5 separate regions of the Mus musculus genome follow, and all the other regions are linked to region 1. The links are chromatin loops, found by intact Hi-C in ENCODE. Cell type or tissue: heart. All regions are shown on one strand. Each heading gives the region's core, and the rest is flanking DNA. Links, peaks and the distances in the headings are about the cores only. Region 1 holds the start of Camk2d (calcium/calmodulin-dependent protein kinase II, delta). Region 2 has its middle 60 kb from the start of Gm40146. Region 3 overlaps Camk2d (calcium/calmodulin-dependent protein kinase II, delta). Region 4 overlaps Camk2d (calcium/calmodulin-dependent protein kinase II, delta). Region 5 overlaps Camk2d (calcium/calmodulin-dependent protein kinase II, delta).

Region 1 (6,002 bases), core at 700-5,699:
GCTGTAGCTGTCCTCAGACACACCAGAAGAAGGCATCAGATCCCATTACAGATGGTTGTGAGCTACCATGTGGTTGCTGGGAATTGAACTCATGACCTCTGGAAGAACAGTCAGTGCTCTTAACTGCTGAGCCATCTCTCCAGCCCTTCCTGAATAACTATTAAGAGTCTCCTTTCTTTATTACTCTTTCATTCCTCTTGGTTCACTGCAATAGTCAGATAAGGACATTTGACTAAAGGCAAATACATTTGACACTAAATTCTAGTCACTCTGTTTACAAGTATGCCTTTTAAAAAATTTAACTATTTTGCAGGTATTCCTAAAATAATGAAATAGAACTAAGAGAATTATAATTAAGGCTGGAGAGATGGTTCAACCATTAAAGGCTAGTCTCACAACCAAAAATAATCAATCTGATTATTATCTTAAGGAAGCCCTAACTTTAGGAATAATTGTGAATTCTTTAAATAAAAGAAACATTTTAATGAGAATACAATATAGATCAAACAACAGAGCATGTGTAGATTAAACATTATTTGTACAAAGTTCTTGTCTACAAATACTAACTTGATAATGATACATCAAAAGCAGTTACTTTTTTATTATACTTAAAATTATTCTAACCATTTACAGTTACCATTATTTTAAACAACTGAGTTAAATACTGTAATTATGTAGACTTCACTGCATTGGTATTTAAGAAACAATTTTCTTCCTAGTTGTAAAAAATTTATTATGCTCATTTTTAAAATTTTATTTTTGTTTTCACTTTTGGATTTGGAAAAGAATATTAAGTTATGCCATTATAACCGAGAGCCATATATTTAAGCTACATATTAAAAATGTTTAGTTAAGGCCAAATTATATCTTCCTTTCAATTTTTGGCTTGGTTATTAATACTTAAACACTACTATTTCTCCTTTTAACTTTTTAGTTTCATCTTCCTTTCTTTGTCACTACATTTATACCAAGTAATCCTTATCTTTTATTGCCAGGATTTAAGATCCAAGCTCATTTCAGTTTTGTTATTAAAAATGTTCAAATTTAGCCAGGCATGGTATTTCACACCTTTAGTCACAGGCTGGGGAGGCAGAGGCAGGTGGATCTCTCAGTTTGAGGCTCAGCCTGGTTTGCATAGTGAGTTCCATGCCATTTAAGAGAGACACACTGAGACTATTCCAATCAAATAAAAATGTTCAAATTTAAGGACATAAAAAACAAAATTTGCTTTTAAAAACAAAAAGGAATCAAAGCTATATAAAAACCACAGAGGAACTTCAATAAGCTTCCAAGGGTGTCCCACAATGACAACTGAACAGCAGAGGCCCCCAGGTAGGAACAATACAAGACAAAGCGGGACGTGTGCTGATCCCACGTGCTTGGCAACGTCAAAAATCAGCACTAGGAATCTAGTGCGTGGGCAGAATATCAAATGATGTAAGTAAAATTGAAGGGAAAATTATAGTAAAACAGGCCAGTAAATGACATTTTCATGGGCAAAACAATGCAGACATTGAATGATGACTAAATTCAAAAAGTATTTTCTTGTGTTGAGTGGGAGAGGGCTATTAGAAGTATGAGTAATATTTGCAAAATCTATAACAAAAAAAAGCATTTAAAAATTATATGGCCGTCTGAGTACTTCAGTTCAAAGGCCACTCAGCATTCTTTAGAACAGGGAATAAAAGAACCTGCAAAGTAGTAACTTATAGCCGCCCTAAAAGCATGTACAGGCTCCCTAACTGAAAGTTATCTATCATCTTCCCACTGTGAAATTTTAAGTGCACGATGTGATTCTAAGCACGAGCACATAAGCAATAGAAATGCAGGATTTTATGGTTTCCTGCTGTAGAACAAAAAGCAACAGTCTGAAGAAAATTTTTTAAAAGTTCATGATGCGTCTCTATTTTCCGTAGGCCTCTAAATCTGCAATTGCCTCGTTTATTAAAGACTCAGAAGTGAAAAGAAGGCTCAGAAATGATCTTAGCCACCACTTACACCTTAACCCATCTTACATGCTAATTTTTTTTCTCCATGCTAATTTTTAAGCAACAGTGTCAGATATGCTTAACTGTACACACGTTCTTGAACTCTTAAATGGTTTTCCAGATAGCCACTGAGGGAGTACACTCCTGTGCCCCTACTTGGCCTGCTCTTTGAGAATGCAGGTAAAGAACTCCCACCCTCCCTCTCCCTTCTCCCTCGGCAACGCGAAACAGGCTAGGCACGCTCACGTGACGCTAATGACGTCAGCCCCCTCTGGGTCGCGTGACCCACAGCCAACCTTCCTACCGCCCCACCCCCTCGCCACTGGCGTGGGACATCTCGCGAGAAGCCTTCTTACTATCAGAACTTGCTGAGGTTACAGGGGAGTTACTCTGGAGAGGAAGGAAGGTGTGGCAGAGTGGTGCACTTTTGGGTTTCATTATGTTAGAGTTTATGATCAAGCAAATGCTTATGGGGATCGCCCTAGTCGGGAAAAGGGGAGAGAAGGGCGAAGACGTGACAGTAAAAACTGAAGCGAAACGTGGTGCCCTGACCATCTTTGCCCCTAGCTAAGGGACAGCCGGGCGCAGCAGAGGTGGCCAAGGCTGGCAGCCCCAGGCAGTAGCTGCGAGCCGGGGGACGTTGGACCCGGGTCTGGGAGCAGTAAACGCGAACCGCGCCCAGATGCAAGGGTTGCTTCCCTCTCTCGGCTTCCCCGGCCTCGCGGCCATCCCGCCCGGGTAGAGGCATCCGGGTTGTGGGAGCTTCGAGTGGTCTCTCATCTTTCCGCCCTTCGTGGGTCACTGCGACATCTCAGTCCCGTCCCCTTAAGCGCGCTCCCTGCTGCTCCGCGCATCTCCCTTCGGTCTCCCTAGACGGCTGCGGGAGAGCAGCCCGAAGGGACGCGGCTGGAGTCGCTAGAGGGAGGTGTGGGGCCGCCGAGGAGGGGGCTTCGCTGGGCGGGGAGAGGAGGGAGGAGGCGCCGGGGAGGAGCCGCGGCTGCCAGCTTCGCCCGAGCCGAGCGAGCGCACTCTGTCGCCCCGCGGGTTCCCAGCCTTGCGGCCCCGTGGAGAGGAGGGAGCGCGGGCCACCAGCGCCTCCTCTGCCCGCTGGAACGACCGGCTGGGTGTTCACTCGGCCGCTGCCGCCCGCCACTCCGGGCGCTGCGTTGAGCTCTCCGTGCGGCCTCGGTGACCGCGGCAACCCCTCCTGACACCTCTCCCCCGCCCCTTCGGGAGCCCTCGGCCCGGCCACCGCGGCGGGAGGAGGAGAGGACAAGGGATCGCGGAGCGGGCTGGTCTGGCCACCTCGCCCCGCGCGCCCCGCCCCTGCGCGCACTCCCTCGCCGGCGAGCTACTTTCGGACACGGAAAGTGAGGGCGGCCCCGGGTGACAGCGCGGCGGCGCCAGTCCCGGGAAGCCAGGTCTGTTCGCGTGTCGCCCGTCGCACTGTCCAGACCCCGCCATGGCTTCGACCACCACCTGCACCCGGTTCACCGACGAGTATCAGCTCTTTGAGGAGCTCGGAAAGTAAGCGTCCCTGCCTGGCATCTCCTCCTCCCCACGACCCCTCGTCTCCCTCGTGGGGATAGAGAGCCTGCGGGCCGAGGCGGGGAGACGGACCCTGGCTTGGTGCGGGTGGGGCACACAGGGAAGGAAACCTTTGCCCTACTGTGGCGGGTGCTCCGAATTCCCAGCCCATCTTCTCGGGTCCTCCACCTCTCCACGGGGGACTTAGTGAATTTATGATCTCTGCAGTTGTAGCTGTCATCCTGAGAAGTGTGCGCGCACGCGAGTGCGAATGTGTGTGTATGTGTGTTCGGAGAGGAAAGGAGATGCATGTAAAATGCAACATTTATCACATTTTTGGTAAATAGATGTCTCTTGCTCAGCCCGCGCTGTATCTGCGATCTGACCCAGGTTCGGATGAGCTAACGAGAGAACACTCGCTCTCTGAGATGGTGCCATATTTATCGATGCCGAAAGTTCAACTTGGCTTGGTGGAGAGTCTGGTTCGGCATCCAAGTAGTTGTTCCGTTCAGGAAAAGGGCCACCCAACAGAACCCACGTCCCTGCCATGTATCCGCTATCCTTCTTTGCACTAAGATGAGTCGCTCACCATCATTCTAGGATTTAGGTGTACATCGTCTCTGAGAGGATTTATTTATCCAGGCAGAGGAAAGCCCTAGAGCCCGAGAGAGCGTTTCCCCAGGGTAGCCTAGCTTGTGTAAAACGACCTCCTCCACTGAAGTGGCAGGACTTCCTTGAGATGTTAAGGAGGGACAGGGTACCTACTGAAGATCTGCACAGGGGCAACTAGAGACTCAGTCAGGAGGGAGTGTTGGTTTACCGAGCATCAAACCCCAAACCTATCGCTAATTTCCACTATCAGGGAAGGGATGCATTTGTGTGTGTGTGTGTGTGTGTGCTGTAGGTTTCCTTACAGTTGCATAAAAGGAAGTGTGAGCACTTTTAAATCAAATGAAAATGATATCTTTATAGATGATCTGCTGTTGAAACATGGAGTATGTCGGAAGAGCAGCTTAATTTAAATCTCTCCCCTCCCCCCAAGCCCAAACCAGGCAGAGAGAAATCACCTTACCCCAGAACCTGTTAAAGCACACCAGTGAGCTCGAGATTTATGTTTTAATGAAAACAATCGCCATATTTACTTAGTTGGAACCACGTTAATTATGTTTCCTACCGAAATAAACAGTTTTTTTTTTTTTTTCTTCTGTTCCCCAGCTCGGTCCTTTGCAGGGTTTGCTATGAGCATTTGGTGTTTTGTGAGTGTGAATTACAAATTGTTTTCAAATTTCATGTGCAAAAAAGAGTGGTCATAATTGGCATTACCTTCTATTTTGTTGATTAATAATCTGCGTGTTTCCAGTCAATTAAAAACGACTTTCATTCCACAACATTAAAAAAGATCTGGGCTGGCAGGAAAGAATTGTTTATTTTCTAGATAATGCTTTTATTATGTTGCTATTTGACAGACCACTAAAGGTTCATGAAACCGCTCAGATTTGTGAGTTTGCAAGTGGATACTAGATCTGATTATACTGACGACTTGCTAATTATTGGTTTCCAGGGGGGCGTTCTCAGTGGTGAGAAGATGTATGAAAATCCCTACTGGACAAGAGTATGCTGCCAAAATTATCAACACCAAAAAGCTTTCTGCTAGGGGTGGGTATTTTAAACCACATTTATTTATATATGTTAATGTTGTATTTGTTGTGTGAATGGTTGGTGTCTTCTAAGTAGTTATAGCATGTAGTTATAATTGAATTTTGGACTTAGGTATCATATTACATATTACCATTTTTCCTTGCCAAAAGCCTCTTGCTTTGTTTCCTTTGAAAAGTAGGTGAAAAATATAATTGTTATCAGCGAGTTATTAAAATGCTGTCTCCTAAGCAATGGTATAGATAAATATGTTGCAAAGCAAATAAATGTCATGAGGGGCCTTGCTGAAATCTGTTCAGAAGGATCTTGAAATGGAAAAAATGCAAGTCTCATAACTGTCATAATTCCCCTTTCACTTCTGAGACAAAAAAAAAAAATGGGTCATGGTTCAGTTGAATGTATGTTACAGTTGTAGTTACAGCTGAACTTAATACAGCGAGGTATATTTAACTTCAGTGGTTTGGGGAAGTAGGAAGAGATTTTTACTGTAATCTAGGAAGTTAGCTTGGCTTTGATATGTGTAGGCTAGGCCTTTTCTGGGTTTTCTGCATGAAACTTTCCATCAGATCATGCAATATATTTTACACCTTTAGCTTATAGCCACAAAGATACTTCATCCTGAGAGCTCTTGACATAAGTTTAAAAAAAAATAAACAAAAAACAAAAACAACTGGGAGCAGTGTGCCCACATGATGATGATGGTGATGATGGTGATGATGGTGATGGTGATGATGGTGATTAGAATCAAACAAAAGTCCATATACTGAAATGCCGGAGTTACAGTGACTAAGGTGCCTACGGATTTCCAAGGGAATTCATGGTGTGATGAAA
Region 2 (6,002 bases), core at 626-5,625, 550 kb before region 1:
ATTCTCTTAGAACCCTGGGAATTTTGACAATAAATTACTCTTCTGTTTTAAACCTTTAGATATGGTATTTTGCTCCCCTATCTGAATTTTAAAACATAATGTGTCATTGTGACATTTCATACATCATCATAGTTTGTTCTTACCTTCCACGTAGCCCTCTTCCATCCTACCCTGATGTTCTTTTTAATTCTGCAAAAGTCTTTCATTAAAAAAAAATATTCATGTATGTGTGTGTGTGTGTGTGTGTGTGTGTGTTCACACTATGCATGTGTGTATGTCATGGAGCATGTGTAGGGCTCAAAGGAATATTTACAGAGGTATTATTTCATTCCACCGAGTGGGTCTCAGCAATCAGGTTTTCAGGCTTTGTGACAAGAGTGTTTACCTGTGGAACCCTCTTGACAGCTGGTCTCACTTTTTTGTCACAAACATTTTATTGCTCTGTTTTGTTTCCCCCTCCTACTCCTTTGAGACTATATCACAGCCACCCACCTGCTTCTGCCCTTGGGTTCTGGGATTACAGGTGCTTGTCACCATGCACAGTTAATATCTGCATACCATATTCTGTTTTATTTATTTCTACCTATTTTTTTCTAGTGGCAGTCTGCTTTTTTAAAGTTTAAATCTTTTTAAAGTTTCAGTCTTTTTTTTGTCCCTCCCTCCCTCCCTCAAATTTTCAGTCTTTTATGGTGTATGTATGTGCATGATAGTGTGTAGTGTGTGTGTGTGTGTGTGTGTGTGTGTGTGTGTGTGTGTGTGTGTGAGAGAGAGAGAGAGAGAGAGAGAGAGAGAGAGAGAGAGAGAGAGAGAAGAGTTACTTGTGGGAATCATTTAGATTCTGTTTGGAAAAGGAGAAAACATTTTTCAGAAACATCATTTGAGATAAAAATGTTCATGTTCTGTGGCTGGAGAGATGGCTGTGTTTAAGAAAGAGCACCTGCTACTTCAGAAGAGTTTGGTTTTCACATTCAAGTCAGGTGGGTCACAACTGCCTATAGCTCCAGCTCCAGGAGAATATGACACCCTCTTCTGGTTACCATGGACACCATCAGATATGTGAACACCGTTTACTGTTCCCAGGAGAGCACATCTACATACAAATAGTTGTAAAATGAGATCATCGTTTAAAAATTTTTAAGTTGCAGTGTCTTTAATACGTCACTAAGCAGCAACCATCTCCCTTTTTGCATCCCTCCTGTGACATAAGAAAGGCTGAGAAGAGAGAAAGGCTGGTCTCAGAGGGGACAATGGAGGAGAACTCAACCTTGGTAAAAGCCACTTTATAGTTCCAACTTTGTTCATAATAATTCTAGAAGAAAGTCCTAGGATTCTCTTAGGACACTGAATTTTGACAATAAAGTACCTTCTGTCTTAAACCCTTGGTTGTAATCAGATAAAGTGCTATTTGTAACACTAAACCATTCACTCATGAGATTCTCAGTTCGGAAGAAAACTGCAGTCTTAAAGCAGACTCTCATCTGATACATTTTAGGATATTTCAGCATGTAGTTCTTGTATGCTGTAATACATTAGTCTGGGAAAACAGTCTCTCCACAAATGGTTTTCTTCTTAGGACAGTCACTTAATGCCCTCTTCTGGTTATAGATCAAAGCAAAATCACTCTTATTGCAATGGTATTATCTGAAAACGTGAATGTACTATTTATTTTTTAATGATTTATTTCATAGTATGTTTCAACAATGTTTACTCTTTGCATATTTTAAAAGTTAATCTGCACTATTGATGCTAAAGGAATTCAAATGTTTAACCAAATTTTAATAAATATAGCTTAAAATATTTTTCAAGATTGGAGTCTATGTACTGGGAATTATTATTTTTGATAAAAATAAGCTAGCTCACAACTCTTTTCATACTTTTATAAAGAAAATCTTATATAGATATTCTAAACTATGGTGTTACTATAATTATTAATATCTAAGGTTCTGCCCACACATGTATATGGGAGTAGCTAAATCATCTGAATAGTCCATTAGTGGGTCAAATACATGATGGTATTTTAAATTTTTAACTTTATTTAATATGTATAGCCAGTTGTCCATACTTCAGTGGATGGCCCTAAACCTATGGTCACATAAGTAGCAATTAATGAACTAAATGGATTGTAAAAAGAGTGTATTAAGTTGGAAAAAGAACATGAAGAGGAAACAGGGAAGTTACAGGGGAATGATAGGGAGAGAATATGATCAAAAACACTGTTTACATATAGGAAACTCTCAAAGATTAAAAAAAAATAGAAACAACAATACTTCTAACTAATAAGAGATTTTAAAGCCTGTAGAATTAATAATTGATGTATATATGTAGGTAGCATCCGGATGCTACCTTGAACATACTGAACTGTATTGTTTGCAGTAAGATTATTATTTTTAGAGTAAACAATTTTAAGGTAAATTAATTTCAGATTGTCTTGGGCTAATAGTGGTGTACTCCTTTCAGAAAGGGAACCTGTGGAATAACTTCAAGACAACTCTGAGGATCCAGCCTCCCGAGTGGGCTGTCCAAAGTGGCTATTATCTAACGGATGCTAAGATCAGGGAAAGTGAAGCAATGTTCCTTTGGGAATTAAGTTCAGAAAAAAACAGACCTGCATTTTGTGCTTCCTCTCTTAGCCTTTCTGCCTCAGTCTGTTGCTCTGAGTAATGCCGTGTGCATACCAAACGCTTCATATGAGCAACCACCCGGGGAAAGCCAGATGCCATGGGGTTGATGCCTCTGGCTACAGGTCATTAAGGATCTGAAGCCCAGCCATAACACATCCACTGGCAAATGGAAGCTTACAGGTATTCAAAGAATCCAAGTGTAAACAATAGGATTTCTCCCATGTCCACCCACAAAAATCTATAGTATCTGTTCATAGATGAAATGCTCAGAATTACCAAATTGAAAAGAACTCAGGGGAGGCTCACACATAAGGAGAAATTTGGCAGCAGTCTAGAACTTGATTTGACCCCGAGAAAAACTGCAGCATAAAAACTAAACAAGGCATTTTTCGAACTAAGAAATTTACCAAAGTTTCTTGTCGACTTTGCCACTTGATGGAGCCATAATGCCAGATAACTTTAAAACCCACTTGATTTTCTCAGGAGCAGTCCTTGGGAGACATGTAGGCAAAAATACATTATCCTAGTCACTGTTTGTTCCATTGCCCACTGTCTTCCTCCTCTGAGCAATTGCTATAGCATGACGTGAGAAAATTTAAGATTGCCTTATGCTAATAGTACAGGATAGTTGCTTTATTTTTCTTTAGTTAGGGTGTGAGTGTTCAGGTGGGTGCTGATACAAATGAAATGTATGTTCGTGCCTGTAGGCAGAAGAAGTCTATCTTGGAGCTTTCAACAGTTGTTCTTATTATTTGAGACAGGATTTCTCGCTGGATCAGAAGCTAGCCTCTTGTGCTAGTCTGGCTGGCTAGCAAGGCCCAGCGAGTGACTTGTCTTGATGGATTACAGTATACACTGCCACACTGAGCTTGTCATGAGGATCCTGGGAATCTAAACTCAAATCTTCACCTTGCATGGTAAATCTATTCTAACAAATCAGAATTAGTAAAAACATTAAGGACAGAGATCATACCTTTAAGATGTGTATGCAAATATCATGAACAGAAGGGCCAGTTTTCTTAAAGAGTAAATCCTGGGCAGGATGTGTGGGTCAATCATAGGTTAGAGGAAGACTAAGCATTTCAAGGAAGAGTGAATGCATAAGGGAAAGAAGTGGTGGTTTTAGGCAACAGCCATAGCCTTATTCTTAGCAAGTCTGTTTAGTTTGTTTTGTAAATAAAGGGCATCAATCTATATAAAATCTTTGGCTCTCAACATTTCTAGAATCCAGAATTTCTCAGGATTTGTAAAGAAAAATCGCATCTGGTAGAATACAGCATCTTCCCAGAACATCTGAAGTAGTGCCAGATCAGTAAGTACCTTGAAGAATACATTCTACAATAATGGGACACTTTACATTTCCAGGTAGAGTATTAGGGACAAATGCAAGATAAGATGTGCCATGAAGTCAATGAGTGAAAAAAGGGAGTTTCAGGAATTAGGATGAGACAGAAGGAATGACAAGAAACTTCAGTAGCTTCAGGTGGTCTTGTTGTCCATGCACTATAGTTTTTGCTATTGTCTTAAAGTAGGGAAAGGAAAATGAGCTTCTATATTCTCATGTGATTAAATATTGGATAAGTGATGAAGAAGGGTGAAGTTGAGTGTTGTGGTTTCTTGAACCTGATAGTAGTTGACAATAGGAAACATACTGACCATCTTCACAAACCTGAGAGCATGACTTCTTCATTCCTGGTCTGTAACCTGTAACATTATATGTGAAGATTCTAGCCATCAAGGTCTGGTGACCAACACCTTCCCAGAAAATGGTCACTACCCCTTTCTATTGAACACCCAAACCAACAATGTGTAAGCTATAGTACATAGGCATTCTTTTAGATATATGTTGAGACACTGAGATGGAACTGAACTGAGTCTATGGGAAATGGATTGAGCCTACTTGTGTCTTCCACGTTCTATCATGTATAACATAGTAAGAGGCATGACTGTGGAAGGAGTGAGTGGGCCCCACTGGACTCTGAAGCTCTGATCCCTTCATGTTTGACTTCCCATCTTCTACGACTGTGTAAAACAAATTTCTCATGCTTAGAAATTATATAGTAGGTGGTATTTTGTACAGCAGTGGAACATGGTAGTCTACCAAGAGGTGACCAAGTGATTATCAGAACATGATATACGCTCCTACCTGTCTCCTTGTGCTATGTTGTCCAGAAGAAAAGAGACAGACAAACCTGATAATGTGATAACTTTACTTCTCACTCTCTGTTCACATATAGAAGCAACACGGAGAACTTGAGAAATGATTGTTTATAAGGGTTAACAAAGATTGTGATGTGTTTCTTAGTGACAATCTTTCCCTTTAGAGGGATGGGATCTCAGAGTGGCAGGGATGAGAAAAAGAAATTCAGTTGGGTCACTGAGAATGAATGACATTTGTGGAGCAATCTTACTTCCACACTTTGTTCTTAAAGGCATATTTATTTACTTACTGTGATTAAGCTTTAGATATTGACTTTCAAAGGATCTTAGGTCGTATAAATTCTAATGCAGTGGTGCGAACTATAGCATCATGAGAAAAATCCAAAATCTTGCAAGTAATATGTACCTATTCTTATAAAAAGTAAATCAATACCCTAGCCAAAATGGAAGGGATGGAGAGAATGTATTCAGTGTATCAATCGGCCAGTTGGTCTCAAGTGATAAATTTCATTTTTACTGCATTACCCAAGATGATTTTTCTTTGTGTATGTGGCCCAGAGAAGTCCAGAGTTTAGATATCCCATGTTCTAAAATACGGAATACTTTCTATAACACAAACTCCTGGCTTTCAAAGTTTCCACTGAGAAATCAGCTATTATTTATTCTGATACGCTTTCCTTTATATGTTGTGACTTAAGGTTTTGACTTTTGCTGCTTCAATTCTTTTTGTTCTATATTGTGTAGTGTTTTAACTATGATAGGCCATGGAGAACTTCTGGTTTTGTCTGCCATGGTCTTTTTTCCTTCTTCTGTCTCTGTGAGTATGTCTTTCTTCAGTTTGGAGAAGTTTTCCTTTTGATCTGGTTGAATATTTGATCTGTGACATTGGACTTGACCTAGAACGAATGTTTTACCTTGATCACAAATTTGTTTCAAGCTTACTTTTTTCTCTTAGTACAATTAGCCCATCACGTATGAAGGTTTTCTGAGCTTTATTTGCAACTTTATTCTATAGGGGGCTTGGGATTATTTGTGTTATTTTAAGCATTCTATGAAATCATTATCAAGAGTTGTGAAATCATCAATTCGTTTATACAGCATTATTACATAAGAGTACATTTTCATAATGATCTTCAGGAAATCTTAATAGGATGGGCTAGTGCCCCGGTATCATTATTAGGCTTTGTAATAGTGACAGGAAAGGCATATCACCAGCAAACT
Region 3 (6,002 bases), core at 309-5,308, 150 kb after region 1:
TGGAAACCCAGAAGCCCACCCTCCAGTGACACACTTCCTCCAACAAGGCCACGCCTACTCCAACAAGGCCACACCCCTAATTCCTCTCAAGTAGCACCAACAAACATTCAAATGACCAAACATTCAAGTATATGAGCCTATTGGGAGGGAACATTACTATTCAAACCACCATAGATGCATACAGCAATATTAAAAACATTATGAAATTATATAACATCTATGAATTCTATTAATAACAGGGTATGTTTTATCATATGCAAAGTCTATATATGATTTATATACATGCATCCCATAATATATATATGTTTGTAAATGTAAAGGTTCTTTGTGTGTATATACAAATGAATATGCAAAAGGCTTGAGTGGAACAAAGAGTGATGTTTATGGGGAAAAAGATCACTCTAGAAGTGCATCTTCAAGCCTTAAGTAACATGTTTAATTATAACAAAATATAATCTTTTTATTATTGCCTATGTATTACTCAATTTTTGAGTTTTTAAATTCAAACAGTGCTTGGTGTTAATCCATAGATAACGAACAAGCAAACTATTTAATTTATTTTATTTTGCCTTGGAATGGAAAACTGTCAGGTGATTAGTAAATGAACACATCAGATTTAACTGGGAGTTGTTCAAAATAACTGGTACAGTCTGGAGCTGTATCATTGGCCAAAGTGAGGCGATGAGCAAGGACAGCATCTGCTGAGTCCTGCTTGGACAAGGAGAGAGAGAGTGACTCACCTATGAGTCCAGCCTCAGCAGGCTCTGGAATTAGCGACTGAGCCATCACTGCTTCCCCTAGGAGAGAAAGCTCCTCCACCCCCATCCCCCATGTTGTGTGTTTCTCTGAGATGGCCAAAATCCTGTCAAGGAACCTCTTGCTTTCCTCCATAAGCCACACATAGTCCCTTTGGCTACAAATCCTTAGTTAAACCAGAAGCAAAAGCAAGAAAGAGAAACTAGGAGACTAGAGAGGAAACATTAGAGGGGGAAATCAGCCCAGCATAGAATAGGAAGGATATGAGGAGGCCTCCCCTGGTATGGTCTGGGGTAACTATCAGCTTTTGTTTGATTCTGTTTGTGTATGCTAATGTGGCTTTTTCCACTTCAGTTGTTATTCATATGGAACCAGTGCTGTGGCTGTAAAGCAGGAGGCAGAGCCCTGAAATCAAGTGTGTAGGTTTGACCTGCCCTTCTGCCGATTACTTCTACTCCAATTTTGAGCAGTCTGCTTTGCTTCTTGGAACCTTAATTTTGTTGATTGTTTTGACCAAAATAACAATATCACACATTGTCCAGAAGAATTAAATAGCTCTGTTGGTGTAAACTTTGCCAAAGAAGTATTTGAGGGAGAATAGCACTTGATAAGTGTTACTGTAGTTTAAAAATTCTGAGTTCTATGGAAACAAACACAGTTTTGAATTGTATCGACTTCTTTCCTATCATACTGTTTCAGAGAAGAAGGGGTGGGAGCGGATGCAATTGTGTATGATGAAGCAACTGGGGGTAAGCTGAAAGAGATCAGGGAGTCTAGAGGATGAAAAACACCTTCCTAACTAGTACCTAATAAACCACAGTGCTCATGACTGGTCTTGAAGTATGCATGCATTTCTATGGATGGAGCAACAGTGACAGTCAAGATTTGCTTTCATTAGATGAGAATAAGTAGGCTCTTTGCTTACTCACCCTTTCGCTGCTTCATCAGAATTAGGAGGCTTGTTATAAAAGCACATGCCTATACAGGATTTTCTGCCCTGATCATCAGGACCCGGGAAGAAGCCCAGGAACATCTGTCCTCTGTCCTCTCCAGACCTCCAACTTACACAGTCGCCCTGTGTGAGTCCCCTAACTCAGTCTGTCATGCCCATCTTTAGTCCACGTGTATTAGCACGTGGTAGGAATAAAGGACATGTCCAGGTAACATAAATACCAAGAAACAAGTTAGATACCTGCTTTTGTCAGTGCATTTTGTCTGTGCCCTTGTTTTATATGCATTTAACGGTAGTAATAAAAACGAAAATTGCATTCTTTATCCCCAAGTGGTCCCATTTCAAACCATGAGTGCTTTCAACAGCAGCTAATAGGTTGGGTTTTCCTGCTGGCAGTGTTCCTAGAGAATGTTGGATCCGGGAAAAGTTATCAGGAGAATCCTACTCTGTAAAGGAGATGAGTTTCCTTTATAGATGTAAATGAGTGTGATGTCACCTATTGTGGGTTTTGTCTCATCATAATGCCACTACAGGGCATTTCACAGTAGCATTAAAGAAGAATTCTTGCTTGTTATTCCAGGAAATTATTTATTCTGATTTTAATTTCTCTAAGGGAATTATTTTTATCACCGAGAGCAGTATCAGTTATATTAGAATATTTTAGATTAATTTCTTACATGAAACCTACCAAAACTTGATAATGGAGGCTTTTATTCGGCTGATGATTCCGTTCTCATTGCTGTGCATCCTGTGCAGGCTGCATATCAGAGTGTACACAGGGAAGTCACAGCCCTGGGAAATTCTCATCAAAAACCAGTGGTTCATCCGAACGAAGTGGGTGGAGCTTCAAGGTGACAGTTCAGAGAAAATTTAGCATGCAGCAATTTAAAATTAGAAGCCCTTGATGAAAGATGAGACCTGTTTTAAGCCACTTGGTGAGCCCCACCTTTTAAAGGCAAGATTGGACTCCAGAGGGCTGCTGAACAGTCACGGGAGGACAGTCTGTCTCCTCCCATTCGGTGTGTGTGACTGTGTTAAATAAAGCTGTGACCTCTGATTATCACCCGGGCATTTCCACTGGCAGAGTGCCATGGAATAGCACATATTTGTCAAGCAGTAGGGGCTGGATTCAGAGACTGTCTGAGCTTCTAACACTGCCTACTGTGTATACTGTAAATACAGTAAAAGCGACATTTTACCTGGGTAGCAGGTAAGCGAAATCGCTGTGATTCCTGGGCATCACTGCTCTTTCACACATTACCTGTTTCATGAAGTCCGTGCCTGTTACTTAAATGATCATGTGACCAGGCAATGGGGAGAAGAAATATCATCTAGTTTCTTATAATCACCCATGTATATAAGATTCATGCTACTATTTAAGGGAAGGTCTTTCTTTCTTTCTTTCTTTCTTTCTTTCTTTCTTTCTTTCTTTCTTCCTTTCTTTCTTTCTTTCTGTCTGTCTTTCTCTCTTTCTCTCTTTCTTTCTGTCTTTCTCTCTTTCTTTCTCTTTCTCTTTCTTTCTTTCTTTCTTTCTTTCTTTCTTTTTTCTTTCTTTCTTTTGTTTTTTGTTTTGTTTTGTTTTTTCGAGACAGGGTTTCTCTGTATAGCCCTGACTGTCCTGGAACTCACTTTGTAGACCAGGCTGGCCTCGAACTCAGAAATCCACCTGCCTCGGGTTCTTATTTCTAACAATTTTATTTCTTTATCTAGATGCTTACATGTGACTAAATGTGGCCTAGTGCATATATGTGGAGGGCAAAGGACATGTATATGTGGCAGTCAATTCTTTTCTTCTACCATGTTGCCCAGGGTTAGAGATATAGAAGTCAGTTCACGGTGCTTAGTGGCAAGCACCTTTCCTGGCTGAGCCATCTTGCCAGCCCAGATTTTGTTGTTGCTGTTGTTCTTTGTTTAAGGTAATAATATACTAAATATATTGTACTAAAGTGTTGGCTTCTGTCTTAAAAGTGCAAGGAGGGATATATAAAATATGTGACTTTGAAAAAATGTTTAGTTACGAATTTTCTGTCTTGATCACCTGTAATGACAGCACAACAACATATTATTCAAAGTTCACAGGAATCGTCACTAGTCTATGCATATTGTGCCTCAATAAATGAAGGTGGAAAGATGGCTGAGTTAAAGAAAAATCAGTAGGAGACAGAAGTATGTGTCTTAGATTTAAATGCTTTTATTTACTTAATGACTCATAAGCAAATGCCCTTCCTGCCCCATGTTAACTCATGGAAAATAAATCTCATTCCTACCCCAGAAGGGGCCACTCTGGACATCATGTGACTCCAAACGCTGGACACGGATTATTGGAGCAAATGGGGACCTGGGTAGCCTGAATGATAATCAAGACAAGGACTAAGATTTTATGGACTTAGGAACAGAAAAAAAAAATACATATCCATGTAATAATGCTGAAATGGAAGCTACAGAAAAGTGTTATGCAAAAGAAGCACACCATAAGGAAGGGAGAACAAGGCGGTCTTTAGGAAAGCCCAGCAAAGCCCTGCATTTTCATGTAAGAAGAAGGGAGACTGTGCTCTGGTCACTTCCAGAATTCTCAGGACCTGAGCTAAACGTGGATCTGAATTCTCTGAGTTGCCCTTATGAATCCACTCTTGCTACTTTTTTATATCTGGCAGGAGTTCTAGTTTTCATGTAAAGAACAGAAAAAAGAATGTCTTTTACATTTTTTCCTAAATGTTCATTTCTAAAAGAATGAATTAACATTTGATATTTTTAATCAAACTTTATAGGCTATGCTAGTTACCTTTCTGTTATTCTGATAAAATGTCGTAGCTTAGTCAGCTTACAGACAGAAACCTTTATTTGGGCTTAACACCTCAGAGGAACAGGAGACTGTCAAGGCAGGGTAGCTTGACCACAGAAAAGCACTGGCTGCTAGAGAAACAAACTAGGAGCTCACTTCTTAAGCCAAAAGCACAAGCAGAGAGCTATCTGAAAGGGTCAGAAGTCTTTAAACTTTTCAATGCTTACCTCCAGTGATGTACTTCCTCTAGTAGGGCTTAAATCTCCCAAACAGCACCATCAACCAAGGAGCCCAGTATCCAAATGCCCAGGACTATTGGGGACATCTCATTCAAACTGCCACACAGGCCAGTGTTTCTGTGGTTAGTGTCATCCCCTTTATTCCTAAATTACAAGGCTCTAGCAAGGGAAAGAATAAACTTTCACAGAGGTCTAAGCTAATTTTTCCAGCTCTTTCCACATGAAGTAGACTCTACTTGTAATCATATGTTAAAGTAAACAGTTATTGGTCCCTTGTATTTCTGAAATACCTGAGCCTGATAGTCAATATAAAGATGTCAAGTAATATGGTTGGAATCTATCCATCAGAATTAAATAAAAAATAAAATTAAAAACATTAGGGTGTGTGTAAGTAAGAAGGGGAAGGGAAAAGATGTGGGGGACATCATAATGTGCCAGTCACAGGGCACCTTACTGAAGTCAGTTTTCTCTCATATCACCAAATGAGTTCTTGGGATGGAACTCAGTTCCTGAGACTTGGCAGCGAGCACCTTTACCCACGGAACCATCTCACTGGTGCGAATGATAAAGTTAACAGATGCAGCCCTCTCATGGACATCTGAGATGTTCCGCTCCGTAGCAAGAAAGCCGACGTGAGAGTTAGCTGTCTCACGGCTGTGTCTCACTGGGGACTGCTTTCTTCGTAGTTTGATCTTAATGTCAGTACTTCTGGTTATGTATGTCAGCTAAGAGACACAGAGTGATGCTGCTAATGTTTGTACTTGGCGGACCCTGGTGACCCAGTGTTGGAGGACAGAACTGTGTCCACACCCAAAGAGAAGGAGATAAGTAGTTAGTAAATCACCAAGCAAATCCACAGAAATAAATTTTGATTATATAATTATTAAGAGACCCGTGAGATTCAGAAAATGACAAGATAGGGATGGATGACTTAAAAGGCTGAGTACCATGGGGCATCAGGAGCAGAGGTGCACTACAGGTGCAGGCTTGAGAGTAGTCTCAGTAAGGGGCAACAGGAAGGCCACTGTAGGGGTCCAAGATGTAAAACTGTGAAGTAGGCATGGGTTTGAGAATAAAAAGCCTCAAAGGCCAGGAAAGTCAATTTAAGGTTATTGCATGTCCTGCAGGAAGCCATGGCAGGCTTTAAAAAAAACAGGAAAGGGAATAATCCGATTTCATTTTACAAAGCTCTTTCTTGTGGCAGTGTGGCAAAGGGATTACAGGAGCCCAGAATAGAATGTGGAGAAGTATCGCAAAAGTCAAAACAAACAAA
Region 4 (6,002 bases), core at 370-5,369, 230 kb after region 1:
CATGTATATATAATATGTATATATAATATGTATTATATATACATGTGTGTATATGTATATGTGTGTATATATGTAATATATGTACATACACACATATATGTATATATATAAAATCTTCAACCTGCTCAGTCCATTTAGTATTACTTTTCTGTACATGATTTCAGGGCTGACCACTTGTTATAAGATAACCACTTGGGGAACTCCTGCCTAGAGATGGAAATGACTGTTCTTTCACTCTTGGTCTTCCTCAGTTATTTGTAATTCTTTGTTTAAAGGTAAGGCCCAGTAAGCTTTGCCCCTTCTGCTGATGCTATTCAGGTCTTTTTAAAGGAGAATCAGTTGAGATCTGTTTTTGTTTTTATTTTTGTTTTGTTGTGAAACATGTAGAAACACGAGTGTGGGAAGTTTATTCAGACAGGAAAGCACATATCCAAGGCTCAGAATAGGAGGATGCAGGGGCATCTTGACTTGCTGGGAGCATCATGAAACTAAAACAGCCTTTGAGTAGGTCGGGTGAGACCTGATTGGGATCTAGACTGTGACATGTTTTGTAATCTCTTTTTGAATGTTAACAACAATGTAAAGCTCATAGAAGCCTTCAAGGAGAACGTAATCGGAAGAGAGAGGCATATGTAAACACCTGAATGTGTTATAAGGAGGAAGGGGAAGATCTGAGTTACTCACTGGAACTCAGGTAGGAAGCTTGCTAGGGAGCCTGGACAGGAGAGAGTACTAGACTCACAATGATGCAGGAGAAGTGGACCAGTGTGGAAATCATGCAGATGAAAGCAACAGAATTTGATGGAGTAGATAAGATACAATATTTTCTCTGGTTCTTGGCCTCATTCTTGTTTATACACGTAGAGAAAGATCCATTGAAAAGCAATTAGGTGTATGTAACAGGAATATGGTGGCCCTATATGACAAACTACTGAACAGGAAAGAATTGAATCTGTAAGTTCTGCTTTCTTCAGTGTCAGTGATCCGAAGAGGCAGCAGATCAGTATCTCAATGACAACTGGCACTGCCACTCTCTCCAACCAGTAGATTGTGTAGGGAAGGAAGACCTGAGAAACCAGGAAGTGAGTCACTGCAGGCTTGTCCCTCTGGGCATGTAAGAAGCTTTGTCTCTGAGAGTCACAGCATTGCTTGAAGCTTCTCTTCTCTGTCTCCTTCATGGTCCCTCTTGGGATTTCCCTCCCTAGCAGCTCTGTGCACTTTGTATTCTCTCTTGAGACCTTACAATCTGTCCAGGACATCACCTGATTAGAGGGTGTTCATCTACGAGTTTCTGTGCACAGTAAGAAGTGCAGATGTCATCTCACCTGTCTCTTCTCATCGGCAGTCATGGACCTTGACAAGCTTAATGCAGGGAGTTGTATTTGAAGTGGATGAAATATTCAAGTGATGCTTTTAAAATGGGCTTTGAGGTAGAGTTGGGAAGGAAGGAGCTGCAGATCTCTGAGTGCCTGTGATGGTGACTGTGTTCCGACACTAGACCCTAACAGGCAAAGCTGAAAAGCAGAACAGAGTCTCTCGCACGGGACCGTCTTTCAACCTCTGGGGGATGGGGACAGAATCATTAGGGGAGCGTTTGGAGACACAGTGCATCATACAAGAGCAGCATTAGAGAAGAAAGGGCCTTCCTTTCAAAACTCCCAGTTAGAAGCTTAAAGTGGAAGAGCGGGCGAGACAACCTCTAGGTAATGCACAAATGAGCTTCTAAAGAGAGGTGTGGATACTTCAGCGACCCTAAGAAAACTGGGAAAACAAGAGAGCTTTTTATTTCTCTGAGCCTTCCTGGAGTCTGGTGGGAGGTAATTCCACCACACCTAATTTAATCTGGCCTAGTCTGATTGCTAAGGGGCACAGAGAAGGTGGGGACCGGTAAGGACCATAGACTTACCCTATAGTTCCAATGGGGGAGGGGACCCTCGCATTCAGCGCTGTTCTGTTTGTTTCTTTGTTTGTTTGTTTGTGTGTGTGTGTTTTGGTTTGGTTTTTGAGGGGCCAGATCAGGGGCCTGGCCTGATTTTTCACAGACCTCTGCTTCTGGTGTTTTAGGGTATCTTCAAGTTGTAGGCTCTTTATCAGACAATAATGAAATTTGCTCTGCTGTAATCCTTGCACAGAGAAAAGAACCCTGAAGTAACCTGATGCTTGCCAATCAATTGTTTTTCCAGCATTCACTTTATCCTCACCAGAAAAGAAAGTAGCTTTGAGATGGCCCAGGCTACTCCTTGTGTCAACTTTCTTTGGCCTAGGAGCTGAACATTTTCTGATCTTTCGATTGATTTAAAAAAAGAAAAAAAATGTCAAAGAATCTGTGAGTGTGGGGAGAGAAATAGGACCAATGTGTTTGCATGCGGGCATGCAAAGTGCATTGTGGATGTGGGTCATCTTTTCCATATGCCTTCCTCCCATCTCTTTTCCCAAGCTGGAAATCCTCAAACACAGCCATCACTATCTTAAAGAAAAAGGGAGCAGAAAGACCAGACCTCCTTCCTAGAGAACAAGTAGCCAAGGCTGTGGCCCAGTGACTGTCTCCACAGCTCTCTGTTGCTGAGGGAGAGTGAGGCGGCAGTCACCCCACCCTCACACCCTAGGTCAGTCAGATGCTGAGCTTGTGGCAACAGCTCCGACTCCTAACCTCAGAGCACTGTACATGAGTGATTCATTTCCACCCTCTGCTTTCCTTCCAAGAGTCAGCTGTCATGTGCCAGGCCCAGCCCTGACTCACTCACTCACACGCCTTTGCCTGGGGGAAATGAACACTTCAGAAATTCCTGAGTTCCAGGCCCTTCCTAAGCCAAGACTCACACTGCCTCCAGGGTGACACAGCACAGAAGCATCCTCCTTGAGGCCTCTCTGGGTGTTGCTTGGCCAGCTCGAACAGCATGGGAAGTAAAATAGAAGATGGTCTGTGTGGCTCTGAGCATGCATAAACAAACTTAAAAGGCCACTGTAGCAAAACATCAGAAAGCTGTGGGGGATGGGGGTGGGCAAGGAGGAGTTGGGCAATCGTGGTTTTGAGTGAAAGATGGCCACTCTCTACTGCTGCTCCTGACTCCATCATCTGAGTGGGACAGGATGTAGGTTTTCTGGACCTTGGGAACTGTTCCAGAAGTGTCCACACTCTGTAAACTGCCTACTGAAGTCGCAAAACCAACACTTGGCTTTCATCTCCTCCTCCTTCTCCTCCTTCTCCTCCTTCTCTTCCTTCTCCTCCTCCTCCTCTTCCTCTCTTCATCTTCCTCCTTCTTCCTCCTTATTTCTTATTAGTATTAAAAGATTGGTTTTGGTTTCAAATTATAGTTTTCCAGCCAGCCTATAACTTACTGAAAAGGTTGTTAATTTTAAATGACAGTCTCATGTGAAGAGGGAGCCTTGGAAGCCACATCTCCTACATTCTCACTTGGAAGCCACATTTCCTACATTCTCACTTGGAAGCCACATTTCCTACATTCTCACTTGGAAGCCACATTTCCTACATTCTCACTTGGAAGTCACATCCCCTACACTCTCACTTAGAAGCCACATCTCCCACACTCTCACTTGGAAGTCACATCCCCTACACTCTCACTTAGAAGCCACATCTCCCACACTCTCACTTGGAAGTCACATCGCCCATACTCTCACTTGGAAGTCACATCTCCCACACTCTCACTTGGAAGTCACATCTTTTACACTCTCACTTGGAAGTCACATCTCCCATACTCTCACTTGGAAGTCATATCTCCTATACTCTCACTTGGAAGTCATATCTCCTATAATCTCACTTGGAAGTCACATCTTTTACACTCTCACTTGGAAGCCACATCTCCTACACTCTCGCTCCTGAGCAGCTTCTCACAGTTGTCCTTCATGATCCAGAATCAGGTTGGCTATCATGGACCTTTACCAAAGCTTCACGCTGCCAAGAACAGGTAGATGAATCACCTGTTGCCTAACTAAATTGAATGTGCCATTGGCAGCATCCTTGCTACGGAATTATCATCTGCTACCACTCCATCAGTATGTCCCGAGGATGGCTACATTATTCATATGGATCAATTAAATGGGAAAAAAACAGATATTATAAGTGTGTAGAGGATCTAGGAAAGCCCGTGTTCTATGCTTTCATACAAGTGAGAATTTATGCAACTATTGTGGACTATAAGCATGATCCTTTTACATTATAAACATTTACATAGTTAGTAGCCATTATATAGACAGCTCTAATAATCCTTTTATGAGGCCCCTGACTATTATATTTGGTATGAGGTAATGTCAGATAGTCTTAATGGAGTCAAATTATTTTTCCAGATTTATTTTTTAATAAGAAATGACTTCATTTAGATAAACAGGATCTTGAACGTAAATGCAACTTTAAGTTTTCATTAAATCCAGAAGATCAGATCATTTAAAATATGCAAATTGGTTCCTGCAATCAATAAGGAATTAAAGCAAAGGTTAGCATCTTCATGATGAGCAAGAGGCACAGAATAATTGCAAGTAACTTTGTGACCCCCTGTCTGAAAACCTAGTCAACTTAATATTTAAACATAATTTATATTTAAAACTAATAACATTAATATTTAGACATATTTCATGACTAAAACAACCAACATTCTGAAATTAAGAAAACGTTATCCATCGTCTCAACTGATCAAACTCAAAAAATTATTTAACGTCCATTTTATTGAACAAAGATTTCTTAGGCAACACAAAGAAATAGCATGTTCTTTGTTTGCAAAGAACTTTCTTTTTAAATAGGAGGACACGGTTGACACAATGTACAAAGTTTAAACAGCAGTCAAACAAGCCACATGCTTTATTCTAAGGTGTCAGGGATACCAAGGGGACAGTGCAGGAACTTCAGGTATTTAAGAAGAGGAAAGAAAACTTGAAGCAGGTGTAGTTGGAAAGAAAGTTGATTAAGGTGTGATATCTGAACCAGACCAGCCATTAATAATTTTACCAATTTTTAGACAGGAAAAGACACTAATTATGTTTGATGTTTGCTGGGTTTAATAGTTTTGCAAGGGGGTTGCCATCTGTTTATTGCCCACATTTGTAGCACCAATTCATATATTTCTGCTGCAACTTAAAGAGTTTACTAAAGACCATTTACTTAATAAGGTGGCCTAATATCATCCTGTTAATGTCCCCCTTCTGGAAGGGCCAGGCAGGTTGACTCAGGGAATACGAAGCCAGTAAACACCTGATGTCGACCATCTTTACTCTGCAGCTAGGTGTTTGTTCTCTGTTACTTTCTACAACCTAAATTTTTCAGTAACACATTTGTTAATAAAAAACAAAACAAAAAAAAATTCACAAAGCCAGAGTGATGAGGGTAGCTAGGGTGAATTCAAACTTCCGGGTGCCTGTTGCGTGTGAGCAAAAGCGATGGAGGCCTGCCTTCTGGAGGACCCTGAGAGCCCTGTTGAAATTCAGATTCTGAATGGCCTGGTCTGGGGTGGTACCTGGTTATCTGTGCTTCTAAATGCTCCTAGGAGAGGTAGGTGGTGTTGGTCTCCCATTTTGAGCAATAAGACTGTGCGAAAACGATCAACCATTTTGCTCCAGGAGAGGTGCCTCCTCTGATACCTGCATTAGGCAAAGCAGCTGTAGTCTTGACTGGCATCTTATATGTCCTTTGGCCTCTGTTCTCACCTGACTCTTATCTTTACTTTTAGCACGAAAACAGGAGATCATCAAAGTCACTGAGCAACTGATTGAAGCTATCAACAATGGGGACTTTGAGGCTTACACGTGAGTAGTGACAGTTAGGCTTGAGTCGCTTCCACACCCTGGGCTACTATATTTCCTATGCCATTGTATTTCTCAGCATGACTGAAGTCCCACACATTAAACCCCTGCTTTACCCTGTTACCAACAGTGTTGTATCATATAAATGACAAGGGGGCTCTCAAGAGAAATAACGTGCTTATGATTTCAGAGAGATGACTCAACCTCTGTTCTAAGGACTGGGAATGGCTTTTGTGAATAGTTCTTTGTAA
Region 5 (6,002 bases), core at 507-5,506, 140 kb after region 1:
CCATATGACAGAGTGACATGTGTTGGGTGTTATATTTTGCTGTTCTTCGTTGTGACAAATGTGCATCAGGAACTGCCAGGAGACACATATGTTGCATTTACACAGATACACTGTGTATGTATATATTAGAATACACATCTGTCACGGAACTGTAAGCCATATAGGTACACAGATAGAAGAACAACACTTGGATTGAATATTTGTGATTTTTCTTAGGAAAGTAAGTAGAGAGAATTGAATGGATTTGTGAGAAAGTCGATAATGAAAATAGTTTTCGCTCTCAGAGATGCCCACAGCTAGCAATTCTGCATTACCATCTCTCTAAGCTCCTTCTCTTTTATATAATATGTACCAGTGTAACTCAGTAAGAAACGTCAGATATTTTATTTATTGGTGATATCAGAAATAAAAGATCTGTTAGTATCATTGTTTTCAGACTGCATAAACGGACTTCTGAAAGCAATTGGATGGGTTTTAACAGCACATAGAGCAGACTTAACATTGTCAAAAGCTTTCAGAGTATCTGAAAATGGGAGCCACCATTCATCCAGTCAGAGCTGTCAGGAAGACAACAGAAGGCACTGACATGGAGGTGAATGCACTCAAGTGCTTGGACCATTTCTTCATTCAACAAATATGCATGATCTAAGCATCTCTTGCGCAAAGTGTTGCACATAGTGGTTGAAGGAAAGGAGAACACAATGTTTTTTAAAGGTATCTTTGCTTTTTACCTGCAACTTCAGTCTCCTTACATAATTCTGTATTTCTGGAGCTATGCTGCTTTGCCACATGACCGTCATGCTGACCATATTTAGAGCACACAGAGACACTGGGTTAGCAGTGTCTTAGCCCATGTTGTTATTCAGGGCAAGGGTGGGAGGTTCCTGTTAACATTTTTTTTTTTTACTAAATAAGACCAGATAGGTTCGGTTTTTATCTCCAATATGGCCCATTATGCATTTCATGGCTGATAGCAAATTTGCTGGATATTGTGTTCTGACTTTCTTTGTCATTTTTCTCTCCTCAGTCTTTGTGAACTGCAGTTGACATATACACAAACTCCACAGCACAAAGTCCTCTGTGCCCTGTCTCTTGAGGAGCCAATATAGGGCTCTCTTCCCGGGGAGTTCTCAAGGCCAGTGATCCCTGGCATTCCCTTCCAACCTTCTTGGAATTTCCAGCTCTGTTTGAAACACTTGTTTTCCTTGTGTAGTGTCAGCATTTCCACTACAGTTCTTTTCTTTCTGCCTGTCTTCCTTCCCTCCTTCCTTTCTCCTTTTTTTTCCTTTAATGCCTGGCCTAACAATTCCCACATTCCCGACATGCCTGTGGTTCAGGTTTTGTGTTTCCTTATAATCATCTGGAAAGGAAGATCTGTGCCCGGTGAAAGGAACTGTGGCAAGTAGGTCTGTAGAAATTTCAGAGAAAGCTATGAGAGGCGGCTTCTGTGGCCGGTGATTAGATCTCATTGCTGTGTGCGGCTTTTGTCCCTGTCATCTTCTCCATGCTGAGAATGGAGCAGGGTGGTTTGGAATCTTCACCTGTCCCAGTTGCTTCAGCTGTGGGGACTCCTCAGTAATTCAGGTTCTTCTGAAGCAGTGTCTCCTGTGGGCAGAACGTTCCAAGCTCAACAGAATGCTTTGCCCTGTTTCAGCACGCTCTTTCCTCTCCTGCTCAGAGAGGCAGGGTGGGATTTCTCCTCCAGTGTCCCCTGTGATGGCCTGACACAGCTCTTGGACCTTGCTCTGGTTTGTGTGTCCCTAGTGGGTTCATGTGTTGAAACTTCATCGACATTTTGAAGTGTGAAGAAAACAGAAACTTAATCCAGGCACAGAGTTGAGGGCTTTGGGTGTCACTTCACATTTAGATGAGTTTGTCAGGGTGGAACCGTGTGATTTAATGAGGTTTTTTAAGAACAGAGACTTTCCAAAAGAGTCTCATCATGAGATACTTTGTGTCCCATCTGTGCTCTCTGAACCAGAGGGCCATCAGCAGATAGAGGGCTTTGAACCTATTCAATTGTGAGCTAAATAAACATCTTTCTAAAGTTACTCAGATTCTATTATTTTGTTTATAGTAATAAAAAATAACCAAGGAGAAGGTTAAACTCATCAAGGAATGAGGAACTCTAAGGACTATGTTCCCAGGAAGATCTTAATCTATTAAGATTGTCTGCCATGATCTTTGCTAATTCATTGCACTTTACAGTTTCTTAACACACTGGACCTGAGGAGGCATCGCCATCAACCTCTGCTCTGCTAAACCATGATGTGCTATAGTGCCCTACTTGCCATACAGAGGGCACGGGTTTACACTGTAATCTCACCGTCATGGCATGAATATGAAGGGTCATCCTCAGCCTGTCCAGCTCTTTGCCTGTTACTGCAAAGCGTTGGTCTTTAAAGGCTAGACAACATAGTAGATTTCACAGTGTTGTTCTACTTAGCTAAATCTATTTAATAATTTCTTCAACACTTATAAAATTGTTTTGATTTAAAAATTAAAGGGAGACATAGTTATTCATTAGCCAGAGATAAGAAATCGAGACCAGGAGTTTGAATTTTTGCAGCATATCATAGGATATAGAAGCCTGGCCTACGTATTTTTCATTGCGTTCTTGTTCTTATTTGCCATGTAACAGAAATTACTGACTGAAATGTTGGCATCCATAGTAATTACAGATGTAATTCTACATATCTTGCTGTGACTCTGAAGACTGCAGTACTGGTGTCATGGAAATATATGTTATTTCCAACGTCATTTCATTAAAGATGAAAACTTAAAAAAAAAAATTAGGTCCTTTTGATTTCCAAGCCAATGACTGAAACTAATCATATTTTAAAACACATCCACACTGGAATTCGATGTCCTGTTTCATTAAAGAACTTTATTCATTTTTGTTAAAATTTTGATAGCACACTCTTCTCAAAAACTTAATTAAATATGAGCCCATGTCTGGCTACTAATTCCCTTGTATTAAATAACTTCAGTGCCACTCCTTAATCTGAAGTTTCGATTTGCAAACAGGCTGGAGTTGCTATCATGGGCCATTGACATTTGGGGGTACAGGGTACAGTGTCCGAGGACCGTCTGTGATATGCTGCTATGTAGAGAATTTGGAAAAGTTACAATTTCAAAGATGTTGGACTAAGTTTAGCAGACAGCTTCTTCAGTGTGGGATATTTTCTGCTATGTGGTCATCCATTTCATCTTCCAGCCTGGACTCTGTGGCAGGAAGCCCAGCTCCCACCTGATCCCTGCCTACTTCTCACTTCTTGAGCCACTCAAGCTTGGCAGGTTCTGCTCTTGGCTCATGGTTAGACTCCCCCCTCCCCCCCCACTCCTCACCCATACTTGCTGCTTTAGACATTCTCCACAGATAGAATTGCTATTATGATCCATTCATTCAGTGGATCCTGATTGAGTGCTAATTGCATGGGAAGCATTTTGCTAGATACTAGAGATAAAACAGGTGAATAAGACACAGCCCCTGCCTAAGAGGCGTTTGCTGCTAACCAGAAGAGACTAGAGGTCGTGTGAGCCTCATGCAAGATGAAGGCAGAGGCAGCACCTGGTGGCACGGATGCTAACATAGGCAGCATGTGGAAAGGTCCGAACAAGACTGGAAGATTCTGGAAATGGTTTGCTCATGGTGGATAAACCCGGAAGTTTGAAAGTAGATAGAGAGGGCACCAGTAAGTGTTTGAGACTAAAAGAAAGGCAGGCTGCAACCAGTTCCCTATGATCATGCCAGATTAATCACTTCTTGCACTAAAGTTTGATTCTGACTTTAAAAAAAAATGCAATTCAGGGTAATAACGCAGTATATGTAGAGGAAGAAATTCTACCTTCCAGGGAGGGTAGTCTGATGTAAGTTTCTAGATTATGGGGTCAAAATATTAAAGGAAGGCAAGCAGAACAGGTTTTAGTAGTTAAAAAGTAGGTGCAATGATTCATTGGAGCTAAATTTTCTTTTTTTCTTTTATTGAAAATATATTTTAATACAACATTGACTAGTTATGCCCCCCACCCAAAACACACAACTTTACTCCCATCTGGATTTACCCCCATTCTGCCTCTCATTAGAAAAAAAAAAAAACAGACTCTAAGGGATAATCATAAAATAAAATATAATAAGCTTTAAAAAACAAAGAAATCAGAATAGGTCAAAACAGACAGAAGGGAAAGAGACCAAGAAAAGGCAAAAGAAACAAAGATAGATGCAGAGACACTAATTCTTTTGTTGAGAACTCTTGAAAACATTCTCTTCTTAAAGTAGTTACAGAACTCTGATTAGAGAAAAAAAACATTTTATCTCTCACAGAGCTTCGACCAACTCCTTAATGACTTTGTAACCGAGAACAGTAGCACTTTATTCCTACATATTCAGTGATGCTTTTGGAATTGTGTGCATGTGAATAAAATAACATATCACATTGAAGGATGAGGATGACATCATGTCCAGGGGAAACATACATGGCTTCTCACGGTCAAACTTCTGGAAAGGCTCTGTAGAGAGCACCAAAGCACACGAAGCGTTCAGCGAGGCTTTCCTGGACGAGTGACCTGACGTTTCAAATAAGTCAGAAGAAATGAGAAAAACTTACAAAGAGTGCCTCATATGATACCGTATGTATTAGCAGATGATTGGCACACGTCCTGACATCACATGCATTCTTGTGGTGTGTCATTTCTGTTAGGTGCTGATATGCCCAGCATCTGACTTACAGAGTTATTCTTTTTGAGCCCTCTAGCCAAACCCTAGACAAATAATACCCTTCTTAGTTTATTTCATTCCAAAGATAGAACCAAACTATTTAAAAGAAGAAAAGTGGTTCCTGTTGGTTTATAAATATCTGGGTGGTGAGTGCTTGACGAATAATACAATTTTAGTATAAGATGGTATTCATGTCTTCAGTTCTTTCATATGCTTGTGTGTCCATCTTCTTGTCCACTTCCTAAATTAATCCCAGTTTCTGTAGCCATGCAGTAACTGTGGTGTGTGTGTGTGTGTGTGTGTGTGTGTGTGAGAGAGAGAGAGAGAGAGAGAGAGAGGGGAGGGGGAATGGGGGGTGTCTATTGTTGGTCTGTATGATATGTGTTTGTGTTCTTAAAGTTTAATGTGTCAATTGGTAAGAGTCTTTCAGTCATTTTAAGATATTTCATTTCTTTCAAAGGATACCTGAAAGAGAAATGCTAATTTGATTTTTCATACATGTTTTTGAATTTTATAAGTTTTGAATTCTAAATTAATAAGGTAGTATTATTTAGGACTTTCACTGAGCCTTGAAACATAAAACGTTCAGAAAGTGAGGAATGGAACCAGACCAGGAAATGACAGGTGAATGTGTTCAAATTGTGTGTTTGAGGTAAAGTACATGTATGAAAGTGCCACAATGAAATCTATTCTTTTATATAGTTAATAAAAGCTAATTAAATAGTGCTCTCAATAGACTTATAAAGGAAAATCATAAGTTTTCTTCTGTTCCATTATTGTGTGTGGTCATGTAAAATTTATGTGATGTAGATTTATTGGTCTAGGATGCATGTTGCAGTGGTAGAACACTTGCTTAATCTGCACAGTGTCCTGAATTCTATCCCCAGCACACATACACACACACATACACACACACACACACACACACACACACACACACATATTCACAAACACTCTCCATTGTGTTATGATCCTCCGTTGATCATTGATTTTTATATTATGAAATATGCAGTTTACTATATATTGTTAAATGAGAAGGTAGAGAATCAGATCTTAACAAATTATATTTAAGAAAAAAGCTACTGTCCCCAAGAGAACATCCCATTTGCATCCACTTTTATATTATTTAACCTGGTGTTTTCTTCATGACAAATTAAAACATGTATTTAAATTCAGATATTGATTCTTCTTGATTGGTAAGATACTTAATCATATTGTCTGGTTTCTTTTATATCTTGCTTATGTGTGTTTAGTAAGCAAGCTAAATGAAATATTTAATTACCCT

What was found. Peaks named below come from ENCODE experiments on the same cell type or tissue, not always from the same donor. Only the 100,000 strongest peaks of a DNase experiment are listed, where the experiment ranks them.
Region 2: a loop joins it to region 1, with 2.5 times the contacts of the local background. A loop is called at or near these places in 2 of 42 quality-filtered maps.
Region 3: it touches region 1 in a loop (4-fold over the local background); 2 of 42 quality-filtered maps call a loop at or near these places.
Region 4: it touches region 1 in a loop (2.0-fold over the local background); 3 of 42 quality-filtered maps call a loop at or near these places.
Region 5: it touches region 1 in a loop (2.9-fold over the local background); 2 of 42 quality-filtered maps call a loop at or near these places.

Annotation. Positions count from the first base shown.
Region 1 is chr3:126,593,990-126,599,991 of GRCm38, forward strand. Camk2d (calcium/calmodulin-dependent protein kinase II, delta) reads left to right here and starts at 2,962. Exons shown (of 21, transcript NM_001346635.1): 1 at 2,962-3,515; 2 at 5,077-5,171. The coding sequence starts at 3,451. In heart, for the core only: CTCF peaks have their summits at 2,906 and 3,121; DNase peaks (open chromatin) are centred at 2,302, 3,192 and 3,322; H3K4me3 peaks cover 3,531 bases; H3K27ac peaks cover 3,036 bases.
Region 2 is chr3:126,043,491-126,049,492 of GRCm38, forward strand. No RefSeq gene overlaps it. Among named protein-coding and RNA genes, the nearest start is that of Gm40146, 60 kb to the right of the region's middle. In heart, for the core only: a CTCF peak has its summit at 3,054 (motif pointing right); no DNase peak of the experiment used is centred there.
Region 3 is chr3:126,743,863-126,749,864 of GRCm38, forward strand. All of the region lies in intron 4 of Camk2d (calcium/calmodulin-dependent protein kinase II, delta), which reads left to right. Among named protein-coding and RNA genes, the nearest start is that of Gm15551, 78 kb to the left of the region's middle. In heart, for the core only: no CTCF peak of the experiment used is centred there; a DNase peak (open chromatin) is centred at 2,709; H3K27ac peaks cover 3,396 bases.
Region 4 is chr3:126,828,896-126,834,897 of GRCm38, forward strand. Camk2d (calcium/calmodulin-dependent protein kinase II, delta) reads left to right here. Exons shown (of 21, transcript NM_001346635.1): 17 at 5,679-5,754. Among named protein-coding and RNA genes, the nearest start is that of Gm15551, 160 kb to the left of the region's middle. In heart, for the core only: a CTCF peak has its summit at 2,845; a DNase peak (open chromatin) is centred at 2,756; H3K27ac peaks cover 377 bases.
Region 5 is chr3:126,734,071-126,740,072 of GRCm38, forward strand. The region is part of intron 4 of Camk2d (calcium/calmodulin-dependent protein kinase II, delta); the gene reads left to right. Among named protein-coding and RNA genes, the nearest start is that of Gm15551, 68 kb to the left of the region's middle. In heart, for the core only: no CTCF peak of the experiment used is centred there; a DNase peak (open chromatin) is centred at 3,241; H3K27ac peaks cover 777 bases.